Regions from separate parts of the Mus musculus genome. Here all the other regions are linked to region 2. A link is a loop called in an ENCODE intact Hi-C map of the cell type or tissue named here. Cell type or tissue: heart. All regions are shown on one strand. Each heading gives the region's core, and the rest is flanking DNA. Links, peaks and the distances in the headings are about the cores only.

The links. Peaks named below come from ENCODE experiments on the same cell type or tissue, not always from the same donor. Only the 100,000 strongest peaks of a DNase experiment are listed, where the experiment ranks them.
Region 1: it touches region 2 in a loop (10-fold over the local background); 4 of 42 quality-filtered maps call a loop at or near these places.
Region 3: a loop joins it to region 2, with 2.5 times the contacts of the local background. A loop is called at or near these places in 3 of 42 quality-filtered maps.

Annotation. Positions count from the first base shown.
Region 1 is chr9:70,499,183-70,506,811 of GRCm38, forward strand. It overlaps Rnf111 (ring finger 111), which reads right to left and starts at 4,593. Exons shown (of 15, transcript NM_033604.3): 1 at 4,277-4,593; 2 at 3,758-3,820. In heart, for the core only: no CTCF peak of the experiment used is centred there; DNase peaks (open chromatin) are centred at 4,169 and 4,669; H3K4me3 peaks cover 2,327 bases; H3K27ac peaks cover 1,667 bases.
Region 2 is chr9:70,204,038-70,211,666 of GRCm38, forward strand. It overlaps Myo1e (myosin IE), which reads left to right and starts at 3,313. Exons shown (of 28, transcript NM_181072.3): 1 at 3,313-3,666. The coding sequence starts at 3,664. All of the region lies in intron 1 of Gm26849 (a long non-coding RNA gene), which reads right to left. In heart, for the core only: a CTCF peak has its summit at 4,213; DNase peaks (open chromatin) are centred at 3,264, 4,234 and 5,844; H3K4me3 peaks cover 2,425 bases; H3K27ac peaks cover 2,313 bases.
Region 3 is chr9:70,363,508-70,371,136 of GRCm38, forward strand. Myo1e (myosin IE) reads left to right here. Exons shown (of 28, transcript NM_181072.3): 20 at 4,109-4,223; 21 at 5,162-5,331; 22 at 6,850-6,995. Among named protein-coding and RNA genes, the nearest start is that of Mir5626, 38 kb to the right of the region's middle. In heart, for the core only: no CTCF peak of the experiment used is centred there; a DNase peak (open chromatin) is centred at 3,574.

The DNA.
Region 1 (7,629 bases), core at 1,581-6,580, 290 kb after region 2:
AGATGTCATTACAGATGGTTGTGAGCCACCATGTGGTTGCTGGGATTTGAACTCAGGACCTTCAGAAGAAAAGTCAGTGCTCTTAACTGCTAAGCCATCCCTCCAGCCCCTACAGCCTCTTTTCTCATTCTTCAGTCTCTAGCTCTAAAATCTAGACATGTTCCTACGTAAGTAAACATATTATTATCATCTTTATCTCATCTGAGAGTAACTCTAAAACACGGCTGTGCCACCTTTCTACCTACATAAGAAGCCTATTTCCATTCTTCTCTACAACATGATCTTATTTTCCTCAAGGCACTCACCACTATTTATCCTATTTATGAGGTTGTAACTCAACAGACTGTCTACTCTATGAAGGCAACATCTTGATCCCTGCAGACCAATCAGTATCTGCCTACAACATGAGGCAATCAACACATACTTAAAGTATATCATAATGTAAAACCTCCATGTAACATATCAGCTCTGCTCTGTGTTTCTATCATTTGTAACTTTCTTTTCATCTATTGTCAATTTCTGACTACCTACAGAAACCCAGGCAGCAACCTGAGAGATACAAGAGAGAATAGAGTATAAGATGGTCAATATGCCGGGCAGTGGTGACACACGACTTTAATCCCAGCACTTGGGAGACAGAGGCAGGTGGATTTCTAATCCCAGCACTCCGGAGGCAGAGGCAGGAGAATTTCTGAGTTCGAGGCCAGCCTGGTCTACAAAGTGAGTTCCAGGACAGCCAGGGCTATAAAGAGAAACCCTGTCTCGAAAAACCAAAACCAAAGTATCATTTTTATAAACAATGCTGTAGCCCATACTATCCCACATCTAGAAGAGGATTAGAAATTCAATATACTTAAATTGACACACACCTTTGATGCCAGCACTTGAGATGCACAGGCAGGCAGATCTGAGTTTGAGCCTAAGCTACAAAGTGAATTCTAGGGCTACACAGAGAAACCTAGTCTCAGGGAAAGAAAGAAAGAAGGGGGGGGGGGAAGGGAGGGGAGGGGAGGGGGAGAAATTCAAGGAACTTTCTGGCTTTACAGTGAATTTAACCTGAGATGCCTGAGAGCCTGGTCTCAAAATCAGGGGTTGGGGTTTGGGGGGTGTATTCATATTTAGAATTTTCTGAAAGGTGTAAAAGGTTGGTAAAACTGGACACAAGCTCACACTTGTAATCACCAGCACTTTGGTGACCTGAGTGGCCAGCCTGAGATATTCAATGAGAACCAGGTTATAGTACACTCCCATCTTCGGAAAACACAAAACAAACAAAACACTCTGAGTAACTTCTCCAATGGACAGAATTATCCACTACCATGAACAAATATGGCTTCATTGAAGGTTAATGCATATGTATGTGCTTTATTTGCATACACGCATCAATTTATACTCTCCATAGAGCATTTCTTTCTAGAGAGCTGTCCTGATAAATCTAACAGTGAATATTGAAAGAACTAAAAATAGAAGCTATTAAATGTGGCACACACACACCCAAAACCAGAGGCTAGAAATGAACATTTATGAATTTTATACTCATTTTACTAATTGAGAAGGCTATAACTTCAAGAAAAGTTAACAATAAATTCAGATCCAATGTACAACAACCATACTACACCTAAACAAATGTAACAAATCTTAATTACTATTATTTTGTTGTTGTTGTTCTGTCAGTCTATTTCCCTCTATTAAAGACCCAAGTCCATGGAGTTGGGGTAAAAGCAGGGACACATATAACTAAGTTGTAACTAATGCATGATACCAAAGCCCTTTATTACCATAACTTTTTTGTTTTGTTTTGTTTTTTTTGTTTTTCGAGACAGGGTTTCTCTGTGTAGCCCTGGCTGTCCTGGAACTCACTCTGTAGACCAGGCTGGCCTCGAACTCAGAAATCCGCCTGCCTCTGCCTCCCGAGTGCTGGGATTAAAGGCGTGTGCCACCACTGCCCGGCTAATCATGACATCTTTAAGACTTTTAAGCTATGAATGTTTTGATACAATGAATTTTCTATTTCATATTTTCAACTTAAAAAAAAAAACTGTACTCAGATGCACCTGCTCAAAAACTTACTGCTCTTTAGCTTTATGCAAATAAACTGCTGTTCTCTTAGAATATCAGTAGAAACATGTCTCAATTTCTTACAAATATGAAACACCAAAACAAAACTTGCTGAATATAACCCCAGCTAGCACACATTCTTCATTAAGCCTAATTATTTTTATTATAGCTTTTTTCAACTATAAACTCGAGACCCAAGTACAATGACAGAAACCTGCAGTCCCAGCTCCTTTGGAGGCTGAGGCAGAAAGATTTCTGAGTATAGGAGCTAAAGACTGACTATTTCTAGTGAACCATCTGGGATACAAGTGACCAATATACAGAGAACAAAGGGGAAAGATGACAAAAGAAAACACACATACATGACACCCAACCCTGATTATTAAGAAAAAAACTACTAGAGACAGGCGAATTTCTGAGTTCGAGGCCAGCCTGGTCTACAGAGTGAGTTCTAGGACAACCAGGGCTATACAGAGAAACCCTGTCTCGAAAACAAACAAACAAACAAACAAAAATTATTCTTGCTAATTTTCCCCACTATCATTCACCCAACTCACAAATGCCCTCAGTAATTTTTTCAGATACTACTGAGACTCTGAGGTAACAAGCAAGCAGGATACAATGAAATAATTTGTCCATGGTTACACCCTAAGAAAGTAGCAAAAGTAATATATATTTTGGGGGTGGGTATTTAAAATAGGATCTCTCTACATAGTATGGGCTGTTGTAGAACTCACTATATACACCAAGCTAGGCTCTGCCTCCCAAATGTTAGGATTAAAGGCAACTCGAGCCATCACACACTCAGCACTCCTGCTACAAAAGTAATTTAAAGCTAAATTGTTTCTCTTCAAAATAGAAGAGCTTCCTTAAAACCTATGTCACAATGTAACACAATATTACAATGACCAGTTTCTACTAAACCTTTTTACTAAAATAAAAACAAAACAAAAAATCACTTAGTTACAAACTATCAAAATATAAATCCAGACCTGGAAAAATGGTTTGTTGTCAAGAGTGCTTACTATGCTGGCTGAGGACCCAATCGGGACTCAGCACCTATACAGGGCAGTGCAAAACCTCCTTTAACTACCACTCCAGAGTACTAGGTCCTCTTCCGGCCTCAGAGGCACCTGCACTCACATGTACAGACCCCACACACTGGTATATACGCACATGAAGGTTTTGGGGTTTGTTTGGGTTCTTTAACGTAGACTCAAAAGCTAAGTAAAATCAGAATTCTTGAAAGGACATCTGTATTAAGTCACGTGAGAGCTATTGCAAAGACAAATGGTAAAGATATGAGGAACCTCTGTTCATCTTTTTTTTGATTTTGCTCTCTTTGGTTAAAGAGGTCCCCAAAACAAGAAAATTAAAGATAAAAGTGCCAAATGGAACTAAGTTTGGATCAAGTCAGGTTCAAGAGCTGTCAGAACTCTGACAATGAGGTCTCTGTCAGCTGGCTCACTCACTGCTACTCAGGAGTTCTAAACTCATTCTGTACATAAATCAAGGAACAGGAAAGCTCTCAACAATACAATGGAGTCACCCCAGACATGAGCAAATTAAGTGAAGGCGCTAGCTACAACTTCCTGGTTTTTTGGTTTTTGGTTGTTGTTTTTTTTGGACGCTAAAAAGTCACACTTTTTTTTTAAAATTATCTATAAAGCTCTATAATCTAAGAAGTGTGGTGACAAACCTCTATTTCTCCAGAACAAAAACCGATATTTCCACCGCACCACTGCTGACTCCGATCAATTATCTAGGCAGGATAAAGAAAACATCTTTTTTTAATGACTAACCAGCCAACTCCACACAATATCAGACGCGCCTGTCTTCTGCTCCGCGGACTGCGCGTGCCCGCCCGCACCGGGCGGCTCCCGGCTCCAGCCGGGGTTACCTTCCTCACTCCATTGTCACCCCCACTCCTCGGCCCTGAGCCCCAGTCCCGCTGGCGAGCGGCGGCCCCGGGGCGCAATCCCCTCACCCACCCCCTCCCAAGAGGCCGTGGGTGTGTCCGCGGGCGGACTCTTGCCCGGACACAATGAGCCACTCCGCGCCGTCCGGGACCCGCGGTCATTCCCCTGTCGCCGACCCGGGCCGGCCGCCGCGGCCCTTCCTCTTTCTCCCTCCTGCTCGGCCCCTCCCCCGCCGCGCGCAAGCGCCACCGCGCCGCTCCCCTCCCCCGCACCCCCCCCCCTTCCGCCGGCGCCCTCACCCGAGTCCGCAGGCCCCGTGCGGCCAGGTCCCGGACTCGCTGGCGCGGGGCTGGGGAACAGCGCTCGGCCGGGTGAGGCTGAGGCGGGCCGGGCGGCTCTCCTCAGGAGGGCGTCTGTCAACACCGCCGCCGCGGAGCGTGAGGCTGAGCCTGGCTCGGCTGGACCCGGCTCCGAGCACCCGATCGCGGCCCACGCGCGCTCGCGACCCTGAACGGCCGGCGTGCCTTACGCCGCGCAGCACCAGCGCCCCGCCACCATCGCCGTCGCCGCCGCCGCAGCCTGGGCCGGCCCTCCCCGACTGCGCGAGCGCGACACCGGGGCCCTTTTACGACAGTTCGGAAAGCGAGCGCTCCGGACCCTCACGCCCTCTCACAGCAGTATGTCTGCGCATGTGCGGGCCAGGGACCGCCCCCCTGCGTCCCAGTCCTTCCTCTTTGCACTGGCTTAGGCGAACTGTTGGCCCAGTGGGACTAAGTTAAAAATAAGGTGGTTGGGTTCACTTTCTTCCGTGATTTCGGGCTCAACAGTGCTTCAGCATAATTCCGCCTACGTACTGGTTGCTTTTTCTCAAACTAAAAATTATTCCAGCTTACTGATTGCACTAGTCGCGCCTTTAAATAAAAAAACAAAAAAACACGGGTTAGTGTCTTTCTCAGCAGATGATACCCAAAACAGAGATCTCATCTCACTGGTGAAGTGAATTTTCAAAATCATTTCAAATGTATTATTAGGTAGCCTGGGAGCTATACAATCGCAGATGACTTCTTAATTGCCTCACAAAACCCAGAAGATTGCAGTTTTTATTGTGTGCCCTAGAAGGATGTAAGGACAGAGAGTGGGCTCTGCAGTCAATCAGACAGATTTCCGGTCAGAAAGCAAAGTGAGGGTGCCCAAGCTGACTTATTAACACCTTTATAAATCTCAGTTTCCTCTTCTATAAAACATGATAGCCTTATATGCTTCAAAATGATCTTGTGAGGTCAAATATGACGACTTAAAGTACCTTATATTACCAATTAAGTATTTAACAAGCATTAATAACCTCCTTCTACATCAGCTCGTCGATAATATTCACTCATGTTCTCCATATTTAGTGAAGGTGATTTTTTGGCTTGGTTTGGTTTGGTTTTGGTTTTTCGAGACAGAGTTTCTCTGTGTAGCCCTGGCTGTCTTGGAACTCACTCCAGAGACTCAGAGATCCACCTGACTCTGCCTCCCAAGAACTGGGAGTATTTTTAAATTTTAAAAGAAGAAGAAATGGAAAACATTGGATTTGGATTTCCTCAGCCTCCCTAGTTGCTGCCCTCTACAAGTAGAATTCTATCGGGACTATCAAAGCCCAGGACTTTTTTGTTTTGTTTTGTTTTGTTTTGTTTTGTTTCCGGGCTTGGTTAGGTTTGGTTTTTTTCGAGACAGGGTTTTTCTGTATTGCCCCGGCTTTCCTGGAACTCACTCTGTAGACCAGGCTGGCCTCGAATTCAGAAATCTGCCTGCCTCTGCCTCTGCTTCTGGGACTAAAGATGTGTGCTTCTTGGGTTGGGGACTTTAGGTTAGAGGCAAGACTTGTCTGTTCTGATCAGGTAGAGTTTTTGAAGTGTCTAATGTTTACCCAAAGGCTTGAACTTAGTTGGTTGTTGAGTGTGTTAATCTAAAACTAAGTAGACCACTGGGCTAATGATGGAGATTCGGATTCATTAACTTACATTTCTGACAGTTGAAGCAAGCATTTTGGTAAGGTCAACCAGAGTAGAAATGAGAGGAAATAGATATGTGGAATGTTTGTTATTTAAAGAGCTGAAGTGAAAGGAAATTCTAGGAGGAGTTGAATGTGTTAGAGAGGGAGGGAGGGAAGGAGGAAGGAAGAGAAATTGAGTCAAGATATATAGGTAGTAAAAAATTAGGAGGAAATTTAGCAATAAAGAGTATGATCATGGATTCATGAAATGCTGTTGGTTGAGCAATAGAAAGATCTGTAAACTTGACCAGCTTCATAGATTATCTTGACATAGAGAACAGAGTTTCTCTATGAAGTTGGTTTTGACACTCGGGTATTGTTTGACATAATCAAAAGATGATTTTGGTTGTCACAACTGGGGAAATGTTGCTGACATCTTGTAAGAGGTACTAAGCACCAAGCCATGGGCAGGACACCACCCACAACAAAGAGTCATCTGGGCTGTGAAGTCAATATCTCAGCTGAAAAGTCCCAATGTAGAAAGTATTGCACACTAGTTACACCAGAGCTAATACTATTTTGTTAAATTGGTAATGAATGAAAAAGAGACAAGTCTAGCAGGATACCTAGTCAGAAAGAAAAAGGAAGAAAGAAAGAAAGAAAGAAACAAAGAAACAAAGAAACAAAGAAACAAAGAGAAAAAGAAAAGAGTAAGGATTTAAATCCTTTTGATATGTTGAAGGGAAAAGGGTCAGAAAAATGAAGAGGTAAATGATAATAGATCCAATAATCCCTGGAGAACAATGGTTGGTCAGATGAATAAAATTGGCCATTGTACTGAAAAGAAATGATTGGACAAATATAATTAGGTTTACTTGCCTAAGGGGGTCAAACCTTTGACTTCTCTTTGAAATACAAGATTGTGCCATTTACCCAGGTAGAAAGTTTGCAAGTGGCTGGGTGCAGAATGCCTAAAGCACTGAAATTAAAAGCATCAGAAGAGCCATGCTGTAATGGTGCCTGCCTTTAATTCCAGGCAGAGGCAGGCAGATCTCTAAGTTTGAGGCCAGCTTGGTCTACAAAGTGAGTTCCAGGACAGCCAGGGCTACACAGAGAAACCCTGTCTTGAAAAACCAAACAAAAACAAAAACATCAGAATAGCCTTTGACATAGTTGCAGGGATGGTGATGACAAACCAAGACAGGAAGCCCAGATCAGAAAATTCTTAAGACTGAAAGGTCTGCTGTGGTTTGCATCTGCAGCAGTAAGGGGGAAGTTAGAGAAGGAGGAAGCTCACACCTGGATTCATGCAATAGCACTTTTCTGGTTCCCCCCTCCCTATACTCCCATACCACCATGAGTTAAAGTCTAAAGAGATGTCGGGACAGAGCAAACTGGGAAGCAACGAATAACTTAAAATCCTTTAATAACCCTTCATCACCTTCAGGTCCTAAATCCTTGGTTTAACAAATAAAACTGCTCAAAATCCAGAGTCTCCAGTATCTTTTCATGCTAGGTCTTAACTATCCTGCCCCCACCCAGTGGGTAGATTTCAGTAGTCTTCTTAAGTTTCTTGTAACACTTTCAAAACAAAACAAGCCAACACAGCATCCTGTACCAACCCTAGGTTTGCTGTCTGAAATTAACAACCTTCTGTTTGTGCAATCACGTTTTGCC
Region 2 (7,629 bases), core at 1,775-6,774:
AATTTGTTTCATATACCAAAAAGTCTAGTTATCTGACTGCTCAAACTCTAGAAAATGAGCTAGGGTGGGGGTGGAGGTGGGGGTGGGGGTGGGGCATTCTCATCCAAGCCCTGACTGCTTAGATTAAGAGCACCTCTTGACTAGAAAAGAGAGCAGTAGTGTAAATAAAGCACTTTGCTCGTTTGTTTGTTTGTTTGTTTGTTTGTTTTTGCGCACAGCCCAGGCTGGCTACAAATTCACTATGTAGTTGAGGATTACTTAAACTCCTAACCCTTCTCCCTCCACAACCCAAACGCTGAGATAACAGATGTGGACCACTTCACACATTTTATGATGAGCTCGGAATCAAATCCAGGGCTCAGTGCATGCTAGGTAGGTTCTGTACCAACTGAACTAGCTACATTCTTTAAGCCCTAAACTTTTTTCTTCTTTTTTCTTTCTTTCTTTTTTTTTTTTTTTTTTAATTCAGATCTACGAGTTCGAGGCCAGTCTGGTCTTCGAGCAAGTTCCAGAGCAGCCAGAGCTGAGCAGAGAAACCCTGTCTCAAAAAATAAAACCAAACCAGACCCCTCAAATAATCATCAAATTGACAATTAGTTTTAATATATAAACTAATATATTATTAGTTTTCAATATATCCCATTTAACTGGTAAGTTATGCCCCAGTATCAATATAGAAAAGTTTGGAGGTTTAAGAATAGCCTGGGTTATATAGAGAGGTCTTGTTGAGAGAGAAGGAGAGACAGACAGACAGAGAGAGAGAGAGATACAGAGAAACAGAGCCCATGGATGGGATGACGACTTAGGCATGTGTCATTATTTTGGACCTAAAACCTACTGTTCCTTGTGTTGTCTGTAAGCTCAGCTTTCTTCTTTGGGAATCTCTGTTCCCGAGTTCTTAAAATACCTAATACAACTTTGAAGGTGGAGTGCCTCAGTGACATAAGGAGCCACATCTGGGCACATGGAGGTCACGCCTGCTGTGTCAAAGGCTTGGCTGTCATTTTTCTTTTTTTTACTTCCGGTTATATTTTGTTTGTTTTTGTCTTAATGGGGTCTCACTCTTACCCAGGCTGGCTAGACCTTCTGGGCTGAAGCAATCAATCCTCCTGCCTCAGCTTCCAGAATTACAAATGGACAAAGGATGGTGAACAGCACGTAGGTATAAGAAATCGAACCCCAAGCCCCTGCAAGAACCGCCAGTGGTCTTAACCACTGAACCACCCCTTCAGGCCTCTGCCTTTTTTGTTTTGGTTTTTGAGATTAGAGTTTCTTATTGACGTGGAAATCATGGAGTAGGCTAGGCTGCTTGGACAGGGAATCCTAAGCTTTCCTGCCTGTCTCTGCCTCCCCAACATCCCACGACACCTTAATATTTTTCACATTGGTTTTAGGGATCTAACTCTAGTCCTCACACTGGCAAAGCAAATAGGCTCACTAGCTCCAGGTGAGCCACCCCCAACCATTTCTTGTTGTCTTCCTACCAGATCATAAAGCCAGCAAGGTGTGTCACGGTTGTGCGTCTTGTGTCTGGCCTATCTCCTGTGGAAGGAATTCAGTTCTTTGCTGCCCGGACAGGGGGAATAGTCACAAAAATTCAAACATGACTTCCTTTCAAATTGGTATGAGATGGCTCAGTGGATAATGGCACTTGCCAAACCTAACCACCCGAGTTCAACCCGGGAACCAACATGGTGGAGGGAGAACCAGTTCCCACAAGTCGTCCTCTGAACTGCATCTGCGCACATGCTCAGAGGCGTGTGTGTGCCTCTCCCTCCTTTAAAAAATTGATGTAATTCAGAAGATTCTTACTCTAAAACGCACAATTCAGCGGTTTTGGGTATAGTCAGCTTTACTACCAACATCAGTACCTAGGGGACATCCTTGGACCACTCCCCACAAGACAAAGCCCCTTTGTTCCATCAGCTGTCCCTCTACACACCACACCTGTCCCGAGCAGCCAACCAAGATCTACTACTCTCTGCAGCATTTCCTACCCACCACTGTAACACACGGAATTGTTCCTCCTGAACTTTGACCTCAACCTCTTTCACATAATTAGGTTTCCTGGGTCCTTCTCTGTTGCAGGGTGTATCAGCATTCGCTCCTTTTCCTGGTTTGGCCATAGTCCTCTGAAGGTATGCACCACATTAAAACAAAGAGCAAAACTCGTCCTAGCCAAGATGATTTGATTTTTTACTATCCGTTGCAACTCTAGGATCCTAGGTTCACGTGAATGGGGACGACCGAATCTCAAGATTTTCTGTGCTCTTTTCTTCCTGAACTCTTCTTCCTCAGATCCTGGGAGCGCAGCCCCGCAGAGGCCCTGCGAGTTTACTTCCTCAGTCTTCCCTTTCACCAGGAGTCAGACTCCCTAATACTGTTTTAGGAATCCCCGTTCCCCTCTCTCCTAGGCTACCTGGCTTCCTGAAACCGGACACCGCGAGGACCAAGGTCTCTGTCTCTCTCTTTTCTTCTTCTTCTTCTTCTTCTTCTTCTTCTTCTTCTTCTTCTTCTTCTTCTTCTTCTTCTTCTTCTTCTTCTTCTTCTTCTTCTTCTTCTCCTTCTCCTTCTCCTTCTCCTTCTCCTTCTCCTTCTCCTTCTCCTTCTCCTTCTCCTTCTCCTTCTCCTTCTCCTTCTCCTTCTCCTTCTCCTTCTCCTTCTCCTTCTCCTTCTCCTTCCTCCTCTCTCTCTCTCTCTCTCTCTCTCTCTCTCTCTCTCTCTCTCTCTCTCTCCCTCTCTCTCTCTCTCTCTCTCTCTCCCCCCCCTCCCTCCCTCCCTTCCTCTCCCTTCCCAAGGAAATTAATTCAGGTACAAAAGACGGGTGGAGGAAGTATTTTCGACTTCCCTCACAATCCAGAAAGAAAAAAAAAAGAGAGAAAGAGAGAAAGAGAGAGAGAAGAAAAGAAAAAGGATTTCCTTTGAGCTGCGACTTTGTGATCTTTTAAGCAGTTAAAAATATTTCTTTAAAAAAAAGAATCTAGGAAAATCATGCGACTTGTGAGTGGGAGCTAAGTCGATGCTAAGTTTCTCCGTAAAGAGAAGCGACAGGAGCGCGGTTTCCTAACCTCCCCAAGTGTTTTCATCCCTTCGGTTTGGGGGTGGCTCCCTGGGGACGGCTAGGACAGCGGCGCGCTCTGCGGGGTAGCGAGGCCGCAGGACTACAGGATCCAGAGGCCTTTGTAAACTCTTGTAGTTCACGCTTGTTGGCTACCTCGGCTTCCCTGAGGAGTGACGCTGCGAAAACAAATTCTGATTGGTCAGGCCTGTGCTGAATTCTCCATTTATGGACAGATTGCCCGGCCCGAGCCCAGCCTGAGCCAGAGAAGAGTTCGGATTAAGTGTTAAGAGAAAGCGGGTCCAGGCAAAGCAGTTGGACAAGCAATCCCGCAGAGCGCATCAGGGTGCATCTCTAGACAGTTGGGGATCGCCAGGTCTGAGTGTGCACCGGGTCTGCTAAGTTTTGCCTTCACCTAGCGTTTCGGATCCCGCCTGGATGGAGTCCCTCTTGGATTTCCATTGGCTCCTGTGAGTGCTTGGGTGTCGGGAGCTTGTTTTTTGGCGAAGGGAACCAACTTTTGAAGTTCGCCCAGGAGACCGCGTTCCAGCCTCAGTGCCTAGGCAGCGGGACCCGGCGGAGGCGCGACCGCGGCGGGAGTCACCATGGTGAGTTGGCTGCGCCGCGTCCCAGGACGCCTGACCCTGGGATGGGGCAGGAAGCCCCGGAGCGGGCACCTACCTTGGGCAAGCTGCCCAGGCCAGGGGGTGGAGAAGGTGGACGCGGGAGTGTGCACTTCTGGAGCGCTGATTTCCTGCTGTTTGCTGTAAACCGGGTCTTAAACGGGAAGAGGGAGAGAGGAGGGACAAGAAAAACTCTCTGGAGTGACTTTCTGCGCCGCGAAAGTTTTGGTGCCAATGTTGTTGTGGCTGCCAGCTGTCTGAAGCTTGAGAGTGGGCACGTCTGTTTTCACCGGCACAGCCGTGGGACCGGAGACTTTTTTCTCCTCTAGAGAAGGTGAGGGGCACGCCTGTGTCCCTCGGGTCCTCTCCCCTGGGCAGGCACTGGCGTGAGCTCCCTGGCAGGCTGATCCCGCAGTTGTTCTCCTGGCATTGGGGAGGACCTAGGCAGCCCCGCCTGCGCTGGTGATGGGCCGAGCGCTGCACAAAGGCAGGCAGGGGCGCCAGGTACTGCGGAGCACCTGGCGGTGGCCCGGGCTGCAGGGACTCTGACGACAGCGCGCAGCGGCAGCCAAACTGGCCGGGAGCCCAGGCCTGTAGGGTCCCTGTGTAGGGTAAACACCTCCTGAGGAGGGCCCCACCCGGTCCCCAGCTCGAGAGGACCGCCACCCTCTCGGAGATCGTTCCTGGTTTTGTTCTTTCCCACTTGGTACTTGGGGGAGTGTCTGGGTTGGACAGCCTCTCTGTAACTCATTTGAGACTAAGTCCCCAGCCCAGCCACCCTCCTCTCTCAATCCCAAATAACCTTAGCCACATCCCCTGGGCTTTGCCGTGGTGTGGCTTTCCTACTGAAGGACAAAAACAAAGATTGAATTTTAGAGACATTGCCAGCCACCCGGACCGAAAGGGGGGGGACTTTAAAAACTTAAAAAAAAAACTTTTAAAAGGTTTTAGAAGGCTTCAAAGTTTCCACACTTGCTTCGTGGTGGAGGAGCTTGTCCTCCTGGCTTTCTCATTGTTTACTGGCGGTGAGGGTGAAGCTTACTAAAAAAGATGCCTAGCATAGCGCTGGCTTGAGAAATCTGTATCCCAGATCCCCAGCGCCAAGCATCCGCAGCGCACGCCCGGGTAGAACCCACATTCAGTTCACAAACAGTCCTTGCCCCCCCGCGCTGTTTATTCAAAAGAATGATTTTAAAAACAAACGAAACCTTTAAAGGGCATCCTGGCCCCAAGCTTTTACTTTCCACATAGTTCAAAATTATGTCACCTTTGCCCCTGAGAGAGAATACTTCATTTATAAATAAGCTTCCCCCGCCAGTTTCGAGGTTTCAGAAGTCAGTCCACCCTCATGGTGTGCCTCATGGGTGGAGTTTCTCCAGCCTCTGACCGCTTGAACTTGAACAGTGATAGTCCTGGTGCCTAAGAATTGCTGTAATTACTTTCCGTGGTTCAATATTTCTAAAAAAAACCCAAAATCAATGTGTTTATGGCCAAGGACTTAAAGAATTTTACTGTATGTAATTGCTTAAGTGCTACCTTGAGAAAAATCCTTTGTTAAACTCACTTTTTTTTGGCTGCGTAGACCCTAAATTAGCCTGTGATGCCCTTTCCAGAGACGTGGGAAAACACGCTCAATTTGGCTCCTTGCAGTTGGGGTAGTTTATTTGGTCCATCAGATGTGGAGGTGTGTCTTAGAGTCCCTTTCTTGGTTGATTTATCAGGGTAGACAGGGTGTAGTCACCTCCTCCTGGGTTCCCTGCCAACAGCACAGATGGGCATGTTGTGGGCCACTAGGAGGCTATCTGTGCATCAGATATGGTTGCCCGGGCCACAATTTACTGCCCGGAAAAGTTGAAACAGCTGGCTATCCTTAAATAGATGTGCCATGGACAGAAAGAACTCTAGTATCTAGAGTCATTTGGACAAAGTTAAAGGAAATGTGTTTCTTCCATGACTTGGAAGTTTGAGTGGGCTTATCAGCTGTGTGAAGTCACCTTAGAACAGGTACCCACAACTCAGATAGTCCTGTGAGAATGCTCAATGTTTCTGTAAGAAGTCTCTCGCTGAATGGAACTTCTGTGTTATGCATCTGTCTGGGCCTGCCCAGTTGAATCCTTCAGCTGTTTAAGGACAGGAAGGGATGGGCCATTACCCTCGGTGGGTGTGGCCAAGAATTAGCACAGAGCACAGGCCCTTGGCCAGGCTGGAGGAAGAACACCTGCACTGTGAACTCTCTGTGTGCTTGTGCGATGGTTGCTCTTGATTGGCAAGCTAATAGGATTTAGAATCATCACAGAACAAAACCTTTGGGCATAGCTGAGAGTTTCTAGCTTAGATTTGTAGAGGCTGCAAGACCCACAGGGTGGCACCGTTCCTGGGGCTGGGCTTGACTACAAAGGAAACTGGGAGCTGAGTTCCAGCAGTTGTCTCTCCCTGCTTCCTGCTTGCTGGAACAGCGGCGTGATGGCTGCCTCTGGTGTTGGCTGCCTCTGGTATTGGCCGCCATGCCTCTTCCCCCTTGATCAGATTGTATCCCCTTCATCCTCTCAGACAAGCCCTTCCACCAGTTCCTTTTGTCAGGGATGTTTGTCACAATAGAAAAAGTAACTAATTGTGTGTGTGTGTGTGTGTGTGTGTGTGACACACACACACACAGAGAGGGGGGGAGAGGGAGAGAGAGAGGGAGAGAGAAGAGAGAGAGAGAGAGAGAGAGAGAGAGAGAGAGAGAGATTGGGGAGGAGCGTTTCAGGAAGGTCTGGGAGCATATTATTAGACTCTTCATCTATACCAACTGACTTACTCAGCTGTGACTCACGATGAAAATTGCCACTTCATATTTATGAACACAATTGTATCGTTCACTTCTCCTTCATATTCATTAACTACGGAATACTAGATCATCTTGGAAAACCCAGAATATATTACCAGGCCATAGTTATTACCTTTTCAGTTAGGAGGCTTGAAGAGGTGAGTGTGTGTGTGTAACTCTGTATGTACATCATTATAAATGAAGAAATGTTGTTTAGAAGAGTGCAGAAATGCCCTGTTGGCTAAAACTTCCGCCATAGACTCTGGCTTTAGGGTCCATGACAAGGTATTGGTAGCCATGGTCTATTTACTGTATGATTGGACTAAAACCTATGTATGTGAGTCTGCTCTCTGTCTTGGCCCGGAGAGTGTGATTGATAAGGTTTTTGTGAACAAACTATGCAGAGATGATTGAGTAAACCTGACTTGGCCATTGCCTTTGAAAATGTCTGAGCTATATTCCTTTTTCTTTACTGTGTATTATTCTTGAGTTGCTAGCAGGTATAGTACCCACACACACAAGACCGATTCATTCATTCATTCATTCATTCATTTGAGACGGTGTTTCTCTGTGCAGCACTGGCTGTCCTGGAACCCACTTTGTCGATCAGGCTGGCCGTGAATCCAAAGATTTACCTGCCCTGCCTCCCAAGTTCTGGGATCAAAGGCGTGCACCACCACATCTGGCTACAGAACCGATTTATAACTTAGAGATCTGGTAGACAGTCGATCAAGGGGAAGATAGGTTCCTTCGGGTGGGGACTGGTATGTATTTAGTAAGTCTGGAATGCATTTGGAATGTTTTCTGGGAAGTCAATTTAGTTCATTTATTGATTATCAGATTCTAGAAGTCCCCTGGCCAGAACAACACAATTCAGCTAAACTGGAGAGGGTTAGACTTGATGGCCGTGGGAAGGTTAAGGAAAAGCTAGTTCAGGATACTACTACCTTGGGGTGCGGTGCGGTGGGCCAGCCCAGGGCATCCTCTCTTGGAAGAGAAGCCCATCAGGCACTGGATAGACAGAGAGGAGGCAATGGGAAGGTGAAAGTCGTCCCACCCCCATCTCTGCTGAGGACTCCGCAGGTGGAAACTTCAGTGGAGAGTAAACAAGAAATACACGTCCGGTCCAAAGAGGAACG
Region 3 (7,629 bases), core at 1,581-6,580, 160 kb after region 2:
CTTATTTTCTTTCCTGTTGCTGAGATAAAATACTCCCAACGAAAGCAGCTTCAGGAAGAAAGGCTTCATTGAGTTCACAGTCCAGCATTGCTAGAAAGACAAGGGAGCAGGAACTGAAAGCTGCTGCTAGTCACACCATATCCACAGTCAGTAGCAGAGGGCAATGACTTAGTGCATGCATGCCTGTGGTCAGCTTACTTTTTCTACTCTAATACAGTCCAGGATCTCCTGCCAGGGAGTGGTGACGCCCATAGCAGGCACGTCTTCCCACTTCAATTAGGATAATCAAGATACACCTACCCCAGATATGCTTATAGGGACAACCTTGTCTAAATCCCACATTGAAGACTCCCTTCCCAGATGATTCTACGCCATGTCCTGCTGACAAAACTAACCCTTGTAGGTGTCATCATTTGTTGAGGTTCCTATAACCATCACTAAAGTCCATTTCAAGGATTAGTGGTGTAAGAGCCAAGGGATGTAGCTCAGTTGATGGAGTACTGGTTTAGCCAACACAGCCCTGAGTTACATCTACAGCACCACATAAGATGAGCGTGTGGCACAAACCTATAATTGAGTGGTAGAGGCAGGAAGATCCGATCTTCAAGGTCAGCCTCACTTATATAGTGAACTTGAGGCCAGCTTGGGCTCCATGAGATCCTGTTGATTTTTTTGTTGTTATTGTGGGGTTTTTTTTTAAGATTTATTTTATTTATATGAGTACACTGTAGCTGTCTTCAGACACACCAGTAGAGAGCCTCGGATCTCATTACAGATGGTTGTGAGCCACCATGTGTTGGCTGGGAATTGAACTCAGAACCTTTGGAAGAGCAGTCAGTGCTCTTAACCGCTGAGCCATCTCTCCAGCCCAGTGTTATGTTTTTTTAAAAAAGAGAAATGATGGTGAAGTTGGAAATTTTACACATCGGCCCAAGAGGAAATAGCATTGGTATAAATAGTGTTGCAAGAAATAAGCAAATTCTGGCTGGGCAATAGAGGCACAGGCTTTTAGTTCCAGCACTCAAGAGGCAGAGGCAGTAGAGCTCTGAGTTTGAGGCCAGCCTGGTCTACAGGAGAGTTCCAGGAAAGCCAGGGAGAGAGAAAGAGAGAGGGGGGGAGGAAGGGAGGGAGAGAAGAGAAGAGAAGAGGGGAGGGGGAGGGGAGGGGAGGGGAGAAGAGAAGAGAAGAGAAGAGAAGAGAAGAGAAGAGAAGAGAAGAGAAGAGAAGAGAAGGCAAATCTCACAGCAATCTTCTCTTCCTGATTCCTGTTCCATCTGCAGAAAGAGCCTGAGACAGAAGTATTGGAGGTAGTAGCTGAATGGCAGGGCAAGCCATGGATATTATTAAAGAACTGCGCAGCACCCGCCAGTAGACCCGTCTATAAGGTGGTGGTAGCACTGCTTCACACTGAGTTATTCCTAGTCTCATAGCAATTTCGTTTCCAAATATAAAATGAAAATGTTGTGTCATACGCCATTAGGCAGCCCACAGAACAGCTCCTGTTCTATCTAAAACGGGCTGGAGTGATTAGTCAGGACAACACCGAGCTCCAACATCTCATAAGGATCACTTTCTGACTTAGAAAATCTTCATGTATAATTAAAACGGCCTCAATAGTTTTCTCTGATTTTTTTATTCTGATTTGATTGAGCTTTGGCATTTATATCTGAAACCCACGTTTATTTTGGTCCTTCTTCTGCTTGCCTTCCTCCCAACACCTGCTGACCATCTCTTGATTCTCTTTTCTCCTTCTCTGAACTTGTGCATGCGTGCACACCATCACCTTTCCTTCTCCCACCCCCTTCCTCTTCTGTCCACATCTTGCCTTGACTTGAAAGCACTGTCTCCAGAGTTTGTTTCGTAAAACCTGCCTTATGTAGCTGGAGAGATGCTCAGTGGTTACAAGAGCTTCTTGCTCTCCCAGGGACCAAGTTCAGTTCCCAGCACCCACATCAGGAGCTCACAACCTCCAAGTGCAGAGGATCTGATGTCCTCTTCCGCCCTCCAGGGTACCCACCCACACTGACACATACACATAGATAAAAATAAATCTTCAAAAGAGCAAGACTACTTCGTGATTTTTTTCCCCACCTCTTACAAGTTCGCCCAATACCCACCAAATAATCTCTTTTCTTCAAAAACTGGCTTAAGATATCAGACACCAAAGAGTTTGTGTTTTGTTCTATGCGACTATGTGTTTGGTTTTTCTCTTGCTCTTTATTCTCATTCCTCCCTGATGTCTTTTAAAGGGAGGAAAGCAAAAACCAGAGAAACACCTACAACCCATCTAAACTTTGAAATAATCTCTTGGCTGTTGGGAGCTGTTGGTGTCATCTCCTTTCTTTCTGGTCACAGATTTATTACATACATCCTGCCAGATTAGCTCTGGAAAAATGGGAAGCCAGCCCCAGTCAGAAACTGGACAAACCAAGATGGGGAATATCAACAAGCATTCTCCCACAGGCAGCCTTGAAGCTCAGATTTTAAGCATCTTACAGTTGCTAAGCTGTGATCCCCATTTTAGGACTAGAAATCTGTCCCTCACTCCCGCTGGGACTACACTGCAGGCTGTAGGGCTCAGTGTTCCTCTCTACTGGCATTTGCTTTTCGGGATGTTTCCAGAAAAGCAAATGCATCCAGAGCTGTGACTGGGAGACACTGAATGGCAAGAATGTGGCTCTTATATAACACAGACACAGAAGAACCCAGACAACAGTCTCAGCTTCCTTCAAACCAAGTTCCCTTGCTTACTTCTGGAAATTTTTAAAAAGATTTATTTGTGTTCATTTTTATTCACATGTGTATGCATGGCAGTGTGGACATAGGTGCACCTGAGTGCAGGTCCTTAGAAAATCCAGAAGTCCCTGGAGCCATAAGCAGTTGTGAGCTTCCTCACGTGGGTTCTGGGCACCAAAGTCAGACCCTCTGCAAGACAATAAGCACTCAACTACCTGTCCTTCTCTCTGGCCCCTTTCTGTAACATTGTCGTGGTGATTAGACATTATCTGTAGAGCTTGTATTGGTCTGTTTTACTTTTTCCCCCCTCAATGGCTACGTAAGCCACTACTTGGATGTGGATGAGGAGTTTCCTCAGTTTTACAAGCTGATGAAGTGCAGATCTAGAAATAGCTTTGTTCTGGTGAAAAGGGGCTGGTCACTGCCTAGAAAGGTCCTCTATTCAGCCCTGCCCCGTCTAGGTCCATCCTTCTCATCCTGAAATACACAGGTATGTGCTGAGGAGTTGGACAGTCTGAAAGTGTTTCTGACTATCATGGACACTCGGCACTCCATAGCTCTGTTAGTCTTCATGATTCCAAAGCACAGCTCACTGTGAGACCCATCAGCATGAGCTGTCTGCATGACCTGGCTCTCCAGAGTCTGATGTGGGCATTTGTTGTGCCAGCTCTCCGGAGAGCCCAAGACTAACTGCTCCAGTCTGGCTGCAGCCGCCGTGGTTTCTGCCCTGCACCCTGGTCGCTCCTTAGAGACTGCTTGAGGCAGGAAGTCTGGACTTCCATGCTACACAAAAGTAGGGCAGCCCTCTTCCCACAGCAGCTCAAACTCAGCTCTGGCAGAAACTGGAAGGTTCTATTCTGAGGCTGTTCGCAGCAAGCTACATCCGCTCATTTGCTCTGGCTACCTGCTTCCTCCTTAGACCAAGGAAGAGGAACAAGCCAACAAGACTGAGCAAGGGAAGCAGGAGACCATGTTAGTGTGTTTAGACTCAGCCATTTTCCTTCCTGTTAAGGGAAGAAGCATAACTAAAATGTGGGTACTGCTCATAAAAAATATCCCATAGAAATCATTTTAGTATTTGTTCATATTAGAAGCTGCTTCTTATGTGTTTCTTTAGTGCACTGAGCCTCCTTGGAAGAACAAAAGTTGATGTTCAGGTGGCTGGGGAAATGGCTCAGCAGTGAAGAGCACTTGCTGTTCCTGCAGAGGACCTGGGTTCCCACGTGGTAGCTCACAACTATCCTTAACTCTACTTTTGGAGGCTCCAGTGCCCTGTTCTGGCCTCCAAAGGCTCTGGATGTACCTGATACATCCACCAGACGTCCACCAGATCACAAGGATTGGCTCATATGCGTTCTCTCTGCTGTCACAGCTGTTTCTTCTAGAAGAGATGAGAGAGAGAAAGTACGATGGTTACGCACGTGTGATACAGAAAACATGGAGGAAGTTCGTGGCCCGCAAGAAATATGTTCAAATGAGAGAAGAAGGTATTTTCATCACTTTATTTCACCCATTTAACATTTTAAAATTTTTTATTATGTGTGTATATTTGTGTGTGTGTGTGTGTGTGTGTGTGTGTGTGTGTACCTCAGCTCACAGTAGAAATCAGAGGATAACTTTAAGAGTCAGATCTTCTGTTCCACCCTGTGGGTCATCAGGCTCAGTAGCAAACATCTCTACCTGGAGACCCTCCTCCCTGACTCCCAGTGGACAAAGCTTGAGAATCAATGTGAGACTCAATGTGAGGACCCGGAGTGCTGGTACACACCTTCATCTCAGCACTCAGGAAGCAGAGGCAGACAGATCTCTGAGTCTGAAGCCAGCCTGGTCAACATAGTGAGACCCTCTCCATATTAGTCAGGGTTTCTATTCCTGCACGAAACATCATGACCAAGAAGCAAGTTGGGGAGGAAAGGGTTTATTTAGCTTACACCTCTACATTGCTGTTCATCACCAAAGGAAGTCAGGACTGGAACTCAAGCAGGTCAGGAAGCAGGAGCTGATGCAGAGGCCATGGAGGGATGTTACTTACTGGATTGCTTCCCCTGGCTTGCTCATCTTGCTTTCTTATAGAACCCAGGAGTACTAGCCCAGGGATGGCACCACCCATGGTAGGCCCTCCTTCCCTTGATCACTAATTAAGAAAATGCCTTACAGCTGAATCTCATAGAGGAATTTTCTCAAGGGAGGCTCCTTTCTCTGATAACTCCAGCTTGTGTCAAGTTGACACACAAAACCAGCCAGTACACTCTCAAAAAATAAGGTAGCTTGAGCTTAAATAAGATTACAAAATGTCTCTTACACTGCCTACAGCATGTGTGTAATTCGCATCATGTAGAATCTTAGTGTACTTCACTCTGAGCATCCTCCTCTTCTTCCTGCCCTGCTGATCCATCTTCTTTCTCTGCTCTCCTGGACATCGTAGCCTCAGACCTGCTGTTGAACAAGAAGGAGAGGAGGAGAAACAGCATCAACCGAAACTTCATCGGGGACTACATCGGGATGGAGGAGCGCCCGGAACTGCAGCAGTTTGTAGGCAAGAGGGAGAAGATTGACTTTGCTGACACAGTCACCAAGTACGACAGGAGGTTCAAGGTATGCAATCTGTTAAGAGTCACAACAGAGTCCTCATTTACAAGAATAGCTTGTGACTTTGCACATTGAAAAAAATGATAAAAAACCAGAGAAGTCAAAAATGCATATATATAGCAGCCAACAGTAATCAAGCCTCATTGTTGGAATTTGTGAAAGTCCTTCAGAACCTTAATATGCAGACATACTCACATGTTTAGTTTTGCAAAATAAGGTATACATTATGTTTATTAGGTATACAAAATGTTCTTTTATGTCCTGTTTGTTTGTGCCAGGAAGAACTTCCCATATGAATATCTTACTATAAATCACTTTATATACCTGCATAGTATTCTATTTAGTAGAATCTTTACATTTCATCTTTGTTCCGACACAAAGTCTCATGTATTTGAGGGATCTCCAATTCCTTATGTAGCCAGCGTGACCTTGAACTTCTGATCCTCTTGCCTTAGCTCTGAAGTGCTGAGATTACAAATGTAGAGCACGATGCTCAGTTTTTGTGGTGCAGGGGGTTGAACCCAGGGCGTCGTGCATGTTAGGCAGGCACTCAACCACCTGAGGCACACCCGCAGCCACAGCTGACTTTTTAAAAAGTGACTTCTCAGAAAAGAATAATGGAGTAAAAAACAGCACTGGCTTAATAAGAAAGATGCTGTTTTGCTAATAGGAGGTCATTCCTTACACCCTGAAAATGGGCCAGCTGCTACGGGGTGTGTTTTCGGGATTCCTGCACTGCTCTGTAATAAGGTGATCAGCCATATATGCCAAAGCATATTATTTGTGTATTAATTAATGACTGTCTTAGTTAGGGTTTTATTGTTGTGAAGAGGCACCATGACCAAAGCATCTTTTATACAGGAAAACATTTAACTGGGGCTGGCTTACAGTCTCAGAGGTTCAGTCCATTATCATTATGGTGGGAAGCATGGCACTGTCCAGGCAAACGTGGTATTGGAATCTTGATCTGAAGCCAGCAGGAGACTATGTCACTGAATGTAGCTTGAACATAGAAGACCTCAAAGCCCACCCTGCACAGTGACACACTTCCTCCAGCAAGGTTATACCACATTATAGTGCCACTCCCTATGGGTCAAGCATTCCAACACTTGAACCTATGGGGCCATTCCCATTCAAACCAGCACAATGACGAAAATGAAAATAGATCAATTTTTGTATGTAATGTGTGGATTCCCAGGGAAGTACCTACAGACACTGGAGGGAAGCCTGTTTGATAACCATGATGTAACAATCCTTTGTAAAGTCATCATGTTTGACTTCCCTTTATGCTTGGTGTCCTGATACCTTATTATAGAACTATGTACAAATGATATCTTAGAAGTTAAAAAAAAAAAAAAGTCAAGCATCATCGTCCCCATGCAGGTGAGCCTCTTCTCTGTCAAGGGGCCTGAGTCAGTAGTCACACAGTAGCCGTTCGACATCCAGGTCAGCAGCAGTGGTGTATTGTCACAGTTGTCTCTCTGACCGTGTCTGGCTGCCTTCTGAAAGTCCCTCTTCTCACAGGGTGTCAAGCGAGACCTGCTGCTAACCCCCAAGTGCTTGTACTTAATTGGAAGGGAGAAGGTGAAGCAAGGCCCAGACAAAGGTGTTGTGAAGGAAGTCCTGAAGCGGAGGATCGAGGTGGAAAGGATCCTGTCCGTGTCCCTCAGGTGAGCGGGGACTGGCTGAGGCAGGGCTTCTTCTGTGGCTCTTCTCCACATCGCCCACCACCTGCTGTGCCAACACACCACCAGGCTCATGACAGAGAGAACAGAATTTCCGTTCTCCCAGAAGACCCGGGGCTAGGGATGTGGCTCGGTTGATAGAGAGCTTGGCTAGCATGCAGGAAGCCCTCCCTGGGTCCTGTTCTCTGCACTGCATTAACAGTGTAGTGATGCTAGTCTGCTGTCCCAACACTTGAGAGGTGAAGACAAGATGATCAGAAGTTCAAGGTCATCTTGAACTGAAATGCTATCCCCCCCGGGATATGCAAGACACTGTCTATGATTGAATGAATGAATCAATCAATTAATCGATAAAAGAAATATATCAAAGAAGGGCTGGAAGAGACAGTCCAGTGAATAAAAATACTTGCTGCCTAGCCTGATAACTTGAGACACTCACACACTCTCTCTGTCTCTGTCTGTCTGCCTCTCTCTCTGTCTCTCTCTCTCTCACACACACACACATACACACACACACATGCATGCGCACACACACACACACAATTTTTTTTTAAACAGAATCTTGTAATGGAGCTCTGACTAGCCTGGCACTCACTTTATAGACCAGAATGCTCTTGTA